Linked DNA regions of Mus musculus: region 2 is linked to region 1. The links are chromatin loops, found by intact Hi-C in ENCODE. Cell type or tissue: heart. All regions are shown on one strand. Each heading gives the region's core, and the rest is flanking DNA. Links, peaks and the distances in the headings are about the cores only.

Region 1 (7,468 bases), core at 1,839-5,838:
CCCACCCATTTAAACAGTTATACACCCTACCATTCTGTTCTTTCAAAAACCTACTGTGAAGCACACAGAATATAAGACTTCCAATGTTAATCACTTGCATTTGCTCAGATGAGTCTTAATAATATAAAATTAGTGATTTCAACCACCCGAGGCACTATGTACCCCCATGTTACTGTGTGAAGGTCCTCGCCGTCCATCCTTAGGCCTCTTTCTCATATAGAATTGGAACTCGGGACTCAGTCCGATCTCAGCTCTCACCCAACAGTGCTGCACACCTGACCTGCGTCCATCCCTGTGGTCTGTGCTCCGGGAACCTCCCCAAAGTCAGAGGATGAATTCTCTGGTCGTTTTTAAAGACCATCCCGTTTGACTTAGCATGACATTCCTAGGACTCATCTACATTTATAACCTGTGCCAGAATTTCCTTTTTAAAGGTTGGACAGAATTCCCTTAACATCTGGATTGGGTCACTCTTCCCGGTTCACAATGTCACCTATGTAAGCAGGGCTGCGGTTAGAGAACCAGGTGGAAGCTGGAAAATGGTGGCTGAGCTCCAAACTCGTGCCAAGAGTCAGAATGACAGCAGCTCAGTCTTTCCATTGGTCCAGCCTCATCCAAACGACCCGGTTTAGGAGAGAGCCGGCCTGAGGCCTTTCGCATAGCAGTTGCTCCCAAGGAAATGAACTACTTCTTGGACCTCACTTGCTCCAGGGGATTCTTTCAGAGTGAGCTTGCAGTACCTCCATTTCTTAAATGGATCTGCCTGCTTATGTGTCTAACCAGGCTATCACTTAGAACATGGGAGTATTTCAAGTGTGAATCCTTCATAGCCATGGCCCCCCTGCACATCCCCTCATCACACAGCGTATTGCTCACTGCCGCATTACACAGCGTATTACCCAACAAGAGCACTTGACAGGCCAGGAGTGAAACTGGGTTGAGCGAGTTGCATGACTATGTCTGACCTGGGCCCAAGGCTCAGGATTACAGCTAACTAGCTCTCACTCTGAATTCTCCCCAACCTCCTGCCCAGAAGCCAATGTGTGGGCAGGCACAAATCAGCTACATCGTTGCACTGGATGGTAGATGGCTGGGTTGCCATAGTTGCAGTGTAAGCATGCCTTAGCATTTAATATTAGTGACAGGCCCTGCTTGGATTCTCTAGGACCTCGGTCCAGTCAGGAGAATCTTGTTCCTGTTCTTCACACAGCAGAAACACCAAGTCGTTTCCACTCAGAACACCAGTGACTGTGGAAGGATGAAGATTCAGTTTGGAATGGAGGATTGTTTCTTGTTTCAAATACAAATGTCAAGAAACTACCTAACACAGGAGTAATACATTACAAGTTAATATTAAACATTTAAATAAAACCACACAGTGCAATTTTATATTTGCATACAGGCACCACCAGATATTTTTTCCTGCCTCCCATACCTTGTGTGTCTGACAGTGGCTTACAAAGGTCTATTTTGAATCAGACTTGCAGAATAACTTCTGGTTTGTCTTGCATAAGACTGTCAGTGATCTCTCATTAGATCACGAGTAGTTTCCACTCACCAACTGCCTGTTTTCCAAACTATATTTATGGTGGGAAAATAGTGGATATTTACGAAATGAACTTGTTAAGAATGTCCTATATGGAAACCAGAGAAAAGCCTTGGGGGCTGAGGGGAGAGAGAGCATTTCAACACTGAGCATTCCCAGGTGTAACAGTGCATTTCTCTCAGTGGCCACTAGATGGCACTTCTTGTTCAGCATTACAAAACACGACTAATGTGCACTATGCTTTAGAGGCCCACACATGATCCTAAGGAGAAACCCAGTCTTGGGAATGAATGTCTGTAAGCCTTGCTGTTTCCCATGGTGGTTCAGCTGTGTGAGTCTCTTATCTTTGAGGGAACTCAATAAATACCTCACATCTGTCATCCGAAGAGAATGCAGTTTACCGAGTAAATGAGAGGGAACAGAATTTGAACTGTATCCCATTTCTATAACCAACCGACCCTGAGCAGAGTTTGTGGGGAAATGGCGGCCCGTGCACTTACCGCATCCTGGAAGCCAAAGAGGACCACCTGCACCTGGCTGATGCCGTGGCTGTCGAAGTCCAGCTCCAGCTTGAGCTTGGACAGTGTAGTGGCTATGATTTTTCGGTCAGTGGACCTCACAAACTCTCTGAGGCTCGAGATGAGGGTTGTGATGTGTTCCCACTTTAGTTTAGGCTCTTCAGCACCCTGAAAATAAAACCCGACAGGGCCTCAGTCACTCTGTACTCCACGCGAGCTCCCCCTTCTCAGTCTTTTCTCAGAAGACCTTTGCTCCGAGAGGCCTTCCCCAACATGCTTTGAACCCTGTGGCTCCCCTTAGTAGCCATCACTGCTGCCAGAAGTAACCAGTCTTTGGAGAAACAGCCGTACGCCCACGCTGGTCGGTAGCCAGGGCACATTTGGGCTGTGCCCAGATGGGGATAGGTTGAGGCGGTGAGAATCCTGCTGTTGGGAATTTTAATTGGACACTAAGGTGAGAGAGGGGCACGGAGCCATGGAATCTTAATCTCCGAGTCTGCCTGCAGAAAGGTCACAACCCAGGGTCGGGGTGCACCCAAGGACACGGGAGTAGATGCAGGGGAGTCGAGAATGACAATGGAAAGAGAAGAAGATAGAGCAGAGACGAGCAGCACAAGACGAACAGCAGCAGCCAAGCAAGAGCAAAGATGGAAGGAACCGTGGAGCTTTCTGTCTTCCGGACTCACACACCATGGTTCTCTAGGCCAGGCTCAGCTGGGTACCAGCCGGCTACCTCTCTCCTGGCTGTGTGTATCTATCAAAAGGTGTGCCTGGCCCTTCCATGGCCTTTAAAGTCAACTCCCTGTCGTAAAAGGGGCCAGGTTAGACACCACCATTGGAACCCCACCTTAACAACAACTGGGTAATCAGTTATAAAAAACAAACCAAGGAAACGTTCACATATTTAAATAGACCTCTCTTTCAAAGTGATTTTTATTTTATTTTATTTTATTTTATTTTATTTTATTTTAATGTGAGCAAGGCACACTGAGCCTGTAAAGAAAACCTAATCCTCATTAAACTTCAAGAATTTTTATTAAGCTAATTTCTAGTTCATACTGCATTTTCTAACTGTATTATTAAAATTAAGTTTCTCCACCAGGCCAATAAAATTCCCATCATTAGAATTCCATGAAAAATTTCAAAACACACCCTCACCTTCTCCACATATATTCTTGATTTGGGAGCTTGGTCCCCTGTTTAAGTTCTCATGAGAAAAGTCTAAATTGAAAGGCCTAAAGGCTGTCATTAAAGAAACATTTGAAAATTACACTGAGAACAATTACACTCTTTGTGTTTTTCTCATCACAAACTGAATGACAGCCAGAGGGAGGATTCACAGGCAACTTCCTAACACCGGGAAATATCAGGAGAGCGAACTGCTAGGAGAGCAAGCATTTATTTTTGACATCAGCTTTGTCTTTAAAGCAGCAGCAGCAGCAGCATGTTGCCTGGATGCGCGTGTGGCTGTCCTACACAGCACAGTCTCTACCCTGGGAAATGCTTCCCGTCCAGGCTACCACATCCGCTTAGTCATCATCATTTCTGCCCTAACTCCCGCCCCTCTGTGTCAGCTCATTCGAGGGCTTTCCTTTCTGAGACAGCATGTTCTGCAGGGTAAACCTGCCTCAGAACAATGGCAGCATTCGACAGTGAGCCTTTCCCACAAATTCAGCATTCACAGCTTTCCTGCAAAAGCCCTCTCTAGCCTTGTGTGCACAGGGGTGTGTGTGTGTGTGTTATATGCAGCTATGCACACATGTGAAGGCCACAAGCAGATATTGGGCTATCTTCCTCTCTTACTCGCTGCCTTATTACATCAATGCAAGGTCTCTCAATGATCTCCAAGGATCTTCCATCTCCCCTTGGGCTGGAGTTCTAGGCCTGCCCCGCCACACTCAGCTTTTTATGAGTGCTAGAGATTTGGATTTGAACTCTGCTCCTCGTTTTCACAGAAAGTGCTCTTGTCCACCGAACCCTCTCCCTAGTCTTTATTCCTTAAACTGTCAGCGATTTGTGAAAGGTGAGATACAGTTTAAAGAAGTTAAACTGTAATCAATAAAAACTGGGGCCAGGGAGACGGCTCAGTGGGTAAGAACACTCTCTTGAAAGCATGAGGACCTATCACTCGCGGAAAGAGGGGTCTTGTCTTCACTTGCCTGTAACCCCAGCATCATGAGGCAGAGACTGGTGGATCCCGAGAGTGCACTGGCCAGTCAGCCTAGCTGAGAGAGCAAGCTTCCGGGTCAGTGAGAGACACGGTCTTAAGGTTAGTAAGTCAGAGAGTAACAGAGGAAGACAAAGGCCAGCCTCTGACCTCCACGTGTGCATGCACCTGCACACTTGTGTGCATGCAACATACATCCCATAATATACTTCAGAACACACAACACACACATACGAGATACACACACCCAAAAATTAAAGCTTTTCATGGGTTAATAGACTAAGGACCTAACCGATAATCAATTCCCTTTGGGTTTGTTCTGTAGTGTAGAATGAAATGTAAATATTTCTCTAGAAAGGTTTTAAAACATTAAGAAAATAATGTCTACATAGAAAGGATTGTGATCAAGGTGCAGGATGTGAAACTCTCAGAGAATCAATAAAAACGTTATGTGTGGGGCGGGGGAGAAATTATTTCTCTCTGGTTGTGGAATAAAAAAAGAAACTAGGTAACTATTATTAGGTTGGTTGGCGGTAACAAGTTCGCATTTGTACAGTGTTTTTTATTTTGACCTAAATTTCCCATGACTCAGTGACTCCTGTCAGCAATGGCACATGAGTCTTTGTGAAGCAGCTCAGGCTCTGAGGAGGTCAGTATCTTACTCAGATGGCACAGCCTTGAAGTGATGGAGCCAGGACTCTGACTAAGGCAAGCCCAAACTTAATCCAAGCTCCTAACTATGTATCCCCCTTGCCCCAAGCTGGAACATCAGCCGTAAACTGGAGGAAGACCTGTTCTGCCACCAAGTCGCCATGTGGTGCGACAGATGGACGTCCCTGTAAGGAATTCACAGTGTCCTGAACAGAGCAGCCCACAGCTGGCATCTGAGCATTTGGGTGTGATTCTGGCTGGCAGTTTCTGGTACTCCAGGAGCTTTTTGGTGTCCAAGGCCTTCTTTCTAAGGCTGCCCTGGATTTGGGTCCTCCATCTTTTCTCTCATAGGAAACATTCCAGTGAGCTTTATTTAAAAATGTAGATAATCCACTGAAAATAATCTAGAAAAAAATCCTCCAATTTTAGGGATTTCATAATAAACTATAGCCCAGTGGTAGAACGCGTGCTTGAGATATTCCAGGCCCGGGTTTAATCCCACAAGTGTATTCGGTAACCAGAATTTCAGCAGTCACAGAAATGACTTTCTTGGAAAATGGAGCTACAGTGAGGACCCAGTGAGTGGAGCCACAGTCCATCAGGAGTCAAAGAAACAAAACAAAACAAAACAAAACAAAACAAACCAGACCACATCTTCTGCACTGGAAAGCTGTACCGTTTTGGAACGTGGCGAATTTAGACAATTCCTGACCTACAAGTAAATATCATAAACTCACGGCCACCATCGAAGCCTTCATCCCGGCATGGGTAACAGTGGCCTTCCACCCCTGCCTTTCCATTCGCAGTCTGAGGTTAAGACTATCCACCCTGGAGCCAGACTGCATCAATCCCAACTCCATCTTTCATGGGTGCATGGCTTTGGAAGCTACACAAGCCCTCTACGTATTGCTTTCTTCATCTGGAAAAGATGGCTGCTAATAGTAGTACCCTTTAGTCCTGCCATCCTGAGGACTGAATGAGTACACACACAGATAATGGCCTGAGGGACTATGTGCGGTGGTTACAATGTATCTAATAGCTAACAGTTCTCCCCCTCCTCCTCTTCTTCCTCTTCTCCTCTTCCTCCTCCTTTTCTCCTCCTCCTCTTCCTTCTTCTCCTCTTTCTTATCCTTCTTCTGCTCCTCCTGGTCCTCCTCCTCCTCCTCTTCTGCTACAATGTCAACTTTGGTGAGATACAGAGTTATAGTTTATTCACTGATGTAACCCCTGCATGTGGAACAGACCTGGTGTGATGGTTTATATATGCTCAGCCCAGGGAGTGGCACTACTAAAAGGTATGGCCCTGTTAGAATAGGTGCGGCCTTGTTGGAGTAGGTGTGTCACTGTGGGTATGGGCTATAAAACCCTCACCCTAGCTGCCTGGAAGCAGTCTCCTCATAGCAGCCTTCAGATGAAGACACAGAACTCTCAGCTTCTCTGTACCATGCCTGACTGAACTCTGTCATGCTCCCTCCTTGATGATAATGGACTGAGTCTCTGAACCTGTAAGCCAGCCCCAACTAGATGTTGTCCTTTGTAAGACTTGCACTGGTCATGGTGTCTGTTCGCAGCAGTAAAACCCTAACTCGGACACCTGGCATTCAGCAGATGGACAGTGTTTGCTGAATGACTGCATGAACTGCAAGTCATGCATCCGTTCCCTCCATCCAACCTTGGTTCCCCGTATCTCAATCTGTCCTATTCTCTGTTCCTGAACGATCCGCACGGGCACACCTAGCCTCTCTGGCAACTACCCCTTACCTCAAGGCCTGCCTGCCTTCTCAGGCCACAACACCTGTTTCCTGGGCCTCACGGTCACCGTGGTCCCTATCTGAGACAGCTTTCTATTAGGACCACAGTCGGCCTCCTTCAGAAAGTACTGACGGCATTCTCTTAAGCTCTCCCTGCAGCCAGAGCCTTTACTGGCACACACATTACTCTTCTTTTAGATCCAAAAGGTGGGTACTAGGGAATTCTTATGGTGACAGAATGTTCAGGCTCAGGGAACAGCACAGAAACCTAGTGTGGCTGACAAGATGCCGCTGGAGCTGAACAGTAAGTGCCAAGAAAGAGAACTTGGCTCCCCATCTGTCCTGATGGAAGACAAGGTCAGGCCAAGAGAGAAACAGAGCTGTGTGCAGTCCGCACTGCCACAGCCACCAGCAGTTCACAGTGACTGTGGGGCACTGATGCCCGCAGTATTCACAGGACTAATAGAGGATGACAGATGCCATGCTGGGGACTTGCTATGTCGATGGGAGCGAAGCACACATTTGTAAGAGCTCCGAGCTGTGGCCTACCTGCTGGAACCGAGGGAATCTTATTATGTCAGGCGTAAATAAGGACGGGGTCTAATCCACCTGGACTGGGGTGCTCGTGCACAGAGAGCAGGGCATCTTGGGATACTGGGGGGAGATGGTCATTCATTCCCAGAAGACAGTAAATATGCTGGCCTTGCACTGTGAGCCTCCAGAACTTCAAGGAAACAAATTTCTGCTGAGTGAGACATCTGGTTTGTGGCATTTTGCCCTGGCAAGCTAACGTACCACGCAAAATAGTTTCTTTGGCAAGGTGTTTGGTTGGTTG
Region 2 (7,468 bases), core at 1,836-5,835, 880 kb after region 1:
CAAAGCTCATTATTGATGGTTGTGAGCCACCATGTGGTTTCTGAGAATTAAACTCAGGACCTCTGGAAGAGGAGCCCATGCTCTTAGCCACTGACTATGTCTCCAGTCCCCCACTAAAACAATTTTTAAAAAAATTCTTTCCCTTACTTTTTCTTCTGACCCCCTGAGTGCCTGACCCCCTGACCCTCTGTGGCCCTCCCAGCTCCTTTTCTTATATGCTGCATGTGTCTTATTATCATCCCCTCACTTCTTCAGGGCTTCCCTGGCCATGCTCTTCTTTCAAGTTTCATAGCCTGCACTCAGACTCTCGAGCACCGATATGCACACATGTAAACATTAAAAAGCTAAGTGGCACATGTGAGAGAGAACATGGGACATCGACCTTTCTCCATTTGTGTTACCTTGCTTAATGCTTTTTCCTATCCATCCATTTTCTCACAAATTTTATACTTTCACTTGTCTTTGCAGGTGGATGCAACCCCACTGTGCCTAAGGAGTACACTTTTATTATCTGTTCATCTGACAATGGACACATAAGCTGCTTCCATGTGCAGGAATCTCTGTGGCAGGGACCTGGTAATTTGAGCTCTTCAAATGCTAATGGAGATCTTGAAATGAAAGAAGTTCTACTGGAGTTGGACGTGTCTCAAGGAAGAGAGAAGAAAGATGTTTCTAAGTGTGGGTTCAAATATTCATTGCAGAGGGTCTAGTGGGGAGTGAGAGTTGGAACACAGAATATATATTTCCAGAGAACAAATCAGATAATACAGAGGTAGTGAAATGTCTGACTTCTCTTCACGCTGAAGTCAGATCTGAACATCTATTGAACTCCAGTGAGAAGGCTGAGTGTGTTAAGTTTAGGTTGTTGCTTTCCATGTTCTTAGAGCTTATACCCACTGTGCCTCTGGAAGACACTAATGTGAAGGAAGAAGAAGTCGGAAGGGGAAGAGGGAAAGGAAAGAGAAGAGAAGAAAGGAAGGAGGGAGGGAGAGAAGAAGGGAAGGAGGAAAGGAGGAGGGAGGGAGGGAGGAAAGATGGATAAGGAATATTCAGGACTGAGGAATGGAGAAATAGCTTCTCCGTGGCTGCAGTTCCCTTTCAGTTAAAAAGTTTCCCATTGCAAATTGAGGCCATTATTTCCAAATTATCTATACGAGGTTTACAGGTCAAATACACAGATTCTGGTGTACAGCAGCTGAGCACGGGCTTTCGTGCCGTCACTGTGGGCTCTGAGGCAAAGAACTTACCATGCTGTGTCCCACTTTCCTTTCCTCCAAAACAGGCAGGACAATATTCCTGTTCTCATGGAGGTTTCCAGGAGGATTAAATGTGTTTCTCTCAGTGATGGGCCTGGAACTGCAGCTGACGCATGCGTATGGTAACCATGGAGCTGCCTACACCAGTGGTCAACAGAACACCTCAGGTGAGCAACCTGGAAAGCTGATCTGAAACACAGGTAAGACTTTGCTTCGTGTTTTAAGAGCAAATTGTGATGAGCATTGTCTCATTAAATCTTAACAAAGGCTGGGCTTCATTCCACCACATGAGCACGAGCCCATTCTTGCCTGAATTTTATAAATGAGACAAAACAAAACAAATAAAACAGATGTGTTACCAAGGACACACACACACACACACACACACACACACACACACACACACACCTGTTCCCTATAATGGCAAGTACCTTGGGAGTATCAGATTCATTCTTTATGTAGTAACAATGACTGTCCTGCCCTAGGCATAGAAATGGAAGAGGAAGCCTTAAATAGAAAGGAATGATGGGGGTGGAGTACACTACACAAATAAATAAAACAAAAGTCATCTGCTATTGATCCATGGAGTTTCGTGAGTATAACATATCACCTATATCTGTTTTTGTTTTTTTTGTTTTTTGTTTTTTTGTTATTGTTGCTAATACAGTAGGAGTTAAGCTTTGGGTAGATTTTTAAGATCAATTGGACTAGCACCACATCAGGGGAAACAAAAAACCAGAAAGGGTAGAACAAAAATGGTAGGACAAATATGGCATTTTCTGTGTTGTATATACCCCTGATGGCTTCCTAGGCAATCCTTCAGCCACAGTGCAGGAGCATCGCCCACACACAGGCAAGGTTTCATTTTCTGTGTTTCTTCAGCTGAATCCTAAACCAGTTAATTCCACTTCTGTACCATGTGAAAAATACCAGGAAACATATTTTTAGGGGGACCAATCTTATCATTTGCCTAATAATTCTGAAACGAATACCCATGAGGGACAGTGTTAGAAGGCAGGCTCAGATGCACACACGCAGGCAGAGATAGACTTTCATGCTGTCACACAGCAGAAGGAAACGGAAGGCTGGTTGCTTTGTAACAGCAGTCAACTGTTGTCTCCTAACAAAGGCTAAAAAACAATGTTAAAATGACTGTTGGAGCAGTCCTGTGACATTGCTATTCAGATCTACAGCCTAGGGTACAATGCAGTGCTTCTTACCCTGTGTATCACAACCCCCCAAAGACCACCGGAAAACACAGATATTTACATTACAATTCATAACAGCAGCAAAATTATGGTTATGAAATAGCAATGAAAATAATGTTATGGCTGGAGGAACCATAATACATGAGGAAGAGTATTAAAGGGTTGTGGCACTAGGAAGGCTGAGAATCACTGAGTTTTGACATTAGGGTTTCCACCTTCAATATCCCTCTACATCGTTGTACAGCTGCATAGCACATATGAAACAAACACATGTACATATAATGGAAACATGTTTTCTGTAGGTGCCCTGCTTTTTCTTGGTTCACAGCACGTGGCGGCTCAAGTCTTTATGGAAATGGTTCCACATCAAATCCACACAGTGAATGTGCAGTGTATTCAAAGCTGTCTAGGCGATGTCTCTTTCTCTTAAGCTTGCTTTTGCCCCTCCCAGCCTCTCCTTCCTGCAGACTGCTTGCTCCATCCTGAAGGACCTGGCATCCAGACGCTAGAAATGATTGTTCTCTACAATGCTAAACACAACCCACATGCCTACCTAGGCTTCCTCTACCTAAAATTCCCACTCATTTGTTGTATTTCTGTTCTACTGATTGCTACCATCAAAATCCCTTGAGTTTCATCTCAAACCTGCCTCAGTCTTCCCAGACACCAAGAGGCAGTGCTTTCTTCTAATGCATGCACCATTGAACTACATACTATTGAACATTTGAGACAGTTTACCACACTGACTCTTTGGCTCCTGTTTTCTCCTCAGACTATGAAGAGTCACCCATCAAATATGCCACAGTAAAGATGGGGACTAAGCCAAGTTGTATTCTGGCGCTACCTAGAAACTACTCTAACTATATTTTCTATAACTTACAAATACATCAAGGGCACGTTTCTTTCTTCCAGTCCTTAAGGCTATAGGGTAGACATGTTTTACCCATGTGTGTGTAGGCATTTTAAGCAAGCATCGAACACACCACCTGCATTTTCACCCTTAGCTTTTATTCTTTATGCTTCTTGTCACCAGCGCATTCCCATGTAGGGTCTGGAGTGTCTGGGGCCCAGGCAGGTCCTGGCATGGCCTTCGGACCCAAAGCCTCTATTAAATAAATAGGTAAACAGAGGCTGTAAAGAACAGGTCCAGTTGAAAGTGGTCTGAATTCTTTACTCTCTCCCTCCAGGAAGCAATTTTGCAGCACTTAATTCAGAGTCCACACCCAGCAAGTGCTTAAACACGTTTTCTTACAGCCATTTCACCTCATTTTATTCCAATAAGGAGGTTTAAAAAGCCATCTCCTTCCCTTCGTCCCTCCACCTCTGCCCTTTCCGTTCCTGTCTTTAATGAGTTTTTAGTGTTTTAGTTAACATTGCAAACCTGATAGTGACACAGAGTCTGAACAGAACAAGCAGAGTGGCTTAGAGGGTGCGGTGCGTGGTTTCTGTTTTGTTAGCTCATACTGCCCTCTTCTGGTCACTGAGCAGATTTAAAACTTGGCTGGGTAGAAAAAACAAAAAACAACCAACACCCCTCCTCTAAACTAAAAAACCAACCTAACTAACTAACTAACTAACTAACTAACTAACTAATTAAAACCATGAAGAAAACTGTGCAAAGAATAAGTGACAGTGTACAGGGAAATAAAATCTTTCCATATGAATAACCATGACATGAAAATATGCAACACCACTGCCTATGTGTGACTAAGTAACATTTTTTGTTGTTGTTGTTATTCTTAAAATCCAAAATACTGCTGTCTTCTCATTTTTGTCTCTTTGTCATTTTTACGTGGGTAAATTCATGCAATCTGTTGAGAAGAACGTCACTGGAATGGCTTAGGGGTTCTCTTCCTTGTTCCAGCTCCCCTGAAAGCTTGTGGGGATAGGGCAGTTTGCTCTGTAACCAGCGGTGTGGTGTCTTGCCTGGGCTCATTAGTTAGGTGAACAGGGTCCAGGAGCCTTCTCAGCTCTCAGCTGTACTTCATCTGCTTGCGGCTGGAGCGATACCTGCTCTGCCTTCCTTATCAAGGATAACAGAAATAGAATGAAGACACAGCCTATGATGTTTATCTACAAATAAACGCACTGTTGTTATTTTTAATTAGTGTGTGTGTGTGCGTGCACGTGTGCATGTCTGAGTGTGTGTATGTGTGTGTGTGCGTGCACGTGTGCGTGTCTGAGTGTGTGTGTGTGTGTGTGTGTGCGTGCACGTGTGCGTGTCTGAGTGTGTGTGTGTGCGTGCACGTGTGCATGTCTGAGTGTGTGTGTGTGTGTCTGAGTGTGTGTGTGTGTGTATGTATGTGTGTGTGTGTGTGTGTGTATGTGTGCGTGCACGTGTGCGTGTCTGTGTGTGTGTGTGTGTGTGTGTGTATGTGTGTGTGTGTGTGTGTGTGTGTGTGTGTGTGTGTGTGTGTGTGTGTAGGTCAGAGAACACCTTGCAAGCATCAGTTCCCTCCTGATATTTGACATTAGGGATATTGAAGGTGGAAACCCTAATGTCAAAACTCATTGATTCTCAGCCTTGCTACTGCCACAACCCTTTAATACTGTTCCTCACGTATTATGGTTCCCCCAGCCATAACCCCCATGTGGGTTCTGTAAATCTAACTTGGGTCATCAGGCTTAGTGGACACCTTTACCCACTGAGCAATTAGTTTGCCCAAGAAGACATTTGCAATACGGATTTTAGGTGTTATAGTTCCCAGTGAAGTTCAGCTTCATTAAAAACCAAACCAAACCAAACCAAAAAAAGAAAAAATCCTTGCTATTTTAAGATAATGAAAGTATGTTGATAGCTATAGATCTAAAACGACAAAATTTCAGCCTTTCCTTTCCTGGAACTCTTTAGGAGAACAAAGACAAATGACTTTCCTGAACGATTTCCAACACAATCTTAGGGAAAGACAGGGTGTTTCCTTAATACTCAGAGAACACTGAAAGCCCAAGAATACTGTTGTAAACACAGACTTAGTGTTGTATTTAATGATAGCTTGTAGTCATCTGATAGATTTTGTATCTTTAAAAGAAAAACAAAACCTCACTGCTGACTGACTGTACACTATGGCTGTGCAGAATGGAGTAACGCACCTTAGCACTGCATGCCCACAGAAGAATCCTGTGCATCATTCGATCTAGCAAGGACAGAAACTGAGGCTTAGGAAAGTTGAAAAGCTTGCCCACGGTTATATGATTATTAAATGGTAGGATCTAAGCTAAAGCTGGCTTGGCCCAACGTCTTTGTGCCAGCAAAGGTACTTGCCACCAAGCCCGAGGACCTGAATTCAGACCCTGGGACCCACATGGTGGAAAGAGAGAACTTAATTCCAGCAAGTCATCCTCTGGCCTCCACACATGCTTCCTGGCAAGTGAACACACACACACACACACACACACACACACACACACACACACTCATACACACACAAATAATTAAATAATAAAAATGTCAAAAGGAAAGGTGAAACCTTGGAGTCAAACAACTGCTTGATTTTGATTGATCTCTATTTGTCTATGCTAAATCTGTCGCGCCTACACTTTACATTGTGTCTGTTAGCTTATGGGAAATGAAATGCTCTTACCAAATAAACCGGGGAAATGTATATTCTGTTTATAAATTTGAAAGCGATATGGCGTTTTCACTTTTGTCTTTTAAGTGATGTAAACTTATCTAAGAATGTTTTTCAAAATGAGGAATAAAGAATTGAAGAGCAATGAGCTCACACAATCATGTGATGTTTGAAGAAGCTCAGGTCTTGGGCTGCTTTCTCTAAAGGATGCATACGCTATCCTTGATCTAAAGCTGACGTGATATATAAACATAACGTTGAACTAGTAAAGAACATATGTTTAAGAAACTTCACGTGTGCTATGTCTTCATGTGACATAAACAGTGACTTCAGATACCTTGGTTAGGGCCATTGCCTAGCCACAGCAGGACCTTGATACCTCTATATTGCAACAGTGTTGACCAGACTAAGGAGCTGGGGCCCTGGCCAGTTCAAAAATCTATCCATAGTCTCCCATTCTTCATCCACCACCTTCTCAGAAGGGCGTTCTGGATACCAGTCTGAGGCTGAGGCTGACATTACCTCTGAGGTTCAGGATCCTGACAGGGTATCAGACTCTGCAGTTTCTTCTTGTAAACCATCCTCAAAGTCTTCTACTTCACAAATTCAATATTCTTCTCACCCTCAACGTTCAAAAGAGCCAATAACCCCATCTACTGTAAATCTGAGTTGCAATCGGATCTTTAGAAGGTAAACACATCATTCTAGAACGCACTATTCATCGCTTACAATGCCTTGTAGCAGCCTCCCAGGAGGTCTCGTTTTCTCACTCCATCCCAATACACTGGGCATTGATAGGAATACAGAGATGAAAGGAAGTAGGAAGAAGTGGAGGGGAGGGGAGGGAGAGAATGGCAGACTGAACTGAAACCATTCACGAAGACAATCTAGTCAAAGGCAAGCTCAAGAGAAGTATATCTCTGTGGAAATCATCAGTGTTCAGAGCTGAGTAAGACTTGGCGGAAATGCTAAATACAACATGTACTTATGCTACTGAACATGGAGAGATCAAGATGGTGTTTAACTGGAAGCTGCACCACTACAGACCAGGGCTCGTGGTGCTGGAAGGTACTTGAGGAGAAAAGCGAATTTTCAGTCTCACCTAGCTTTAGACCCTGTGAGCTACAGTAAAAATCTGTCTGCAGGGCTGGAGAGCTGGCTCAGTGGTTAGGAGCACTGACTGCTCTTCCAGTGGTACTAAGTTCAATTCCCAGCAACCACATGGTGGCTCACGACCATGTATTGTGAGATCTGATGCCTGTTCTGGCACATAGGCATACATGCAGATAGAACACTCATATACATAAAGTAAATAAATCTTTTAAAAAATCTGTCTGCATAAGTGAACAAACATTTGATTAGATTTAAGGCCCACTACATGAGACAGAACCCATACTTGACACTGTCAATGAGACCATGAACTTGAGACTTTGTA

What was found. Hi-C counts contacts between places; a loop is a spot of excess contacts. Peaks named below come from ENCODE experiments on the same cell type or tissue, not always from the same donor. Only the 100,000 strongest peaks of a DNase experiment are listed, where the experiment ranks them.
Region 2: a loop joins it to region 1, with 4 times the contacts of the local background. A loop is called at or near these places in 5 of 42 quality-filtered maps.

What each region holds. Positions count from the first base shown.
Region 1 is chr10:20,119,716-20,127,183 of GRCm38, reverse strand. Map3k5 (mitogen-activated protein kinase kinase kinase 5) reads right to left here. Exons shown (of 30, transcript NM_008580.4): 24 at 2,047-2,232. Among named protein-coding and RNA genes, the nearest start is that of Map7, 48 kb to the left of the region's middle. In heart, for the core only: no CTCF peak of the experiment used is centred there; a DNase peak (open chromatin) is centred at 3,603.
Region 2 is chr10:19,236,653-19,244,120 of GRCm38, reverse strand. Gm40607 (a long non-coding RNA gene) reads left to right here and starts at 568. Exons shown (of 3, transcript XR_871478.1): 1 at 568-678; 2 at 1,283-1,456. In heart, for the core only: a CTCF peak has its summit at 3,946 (motif pointing left); no DNase peak of the experiment used is centred there.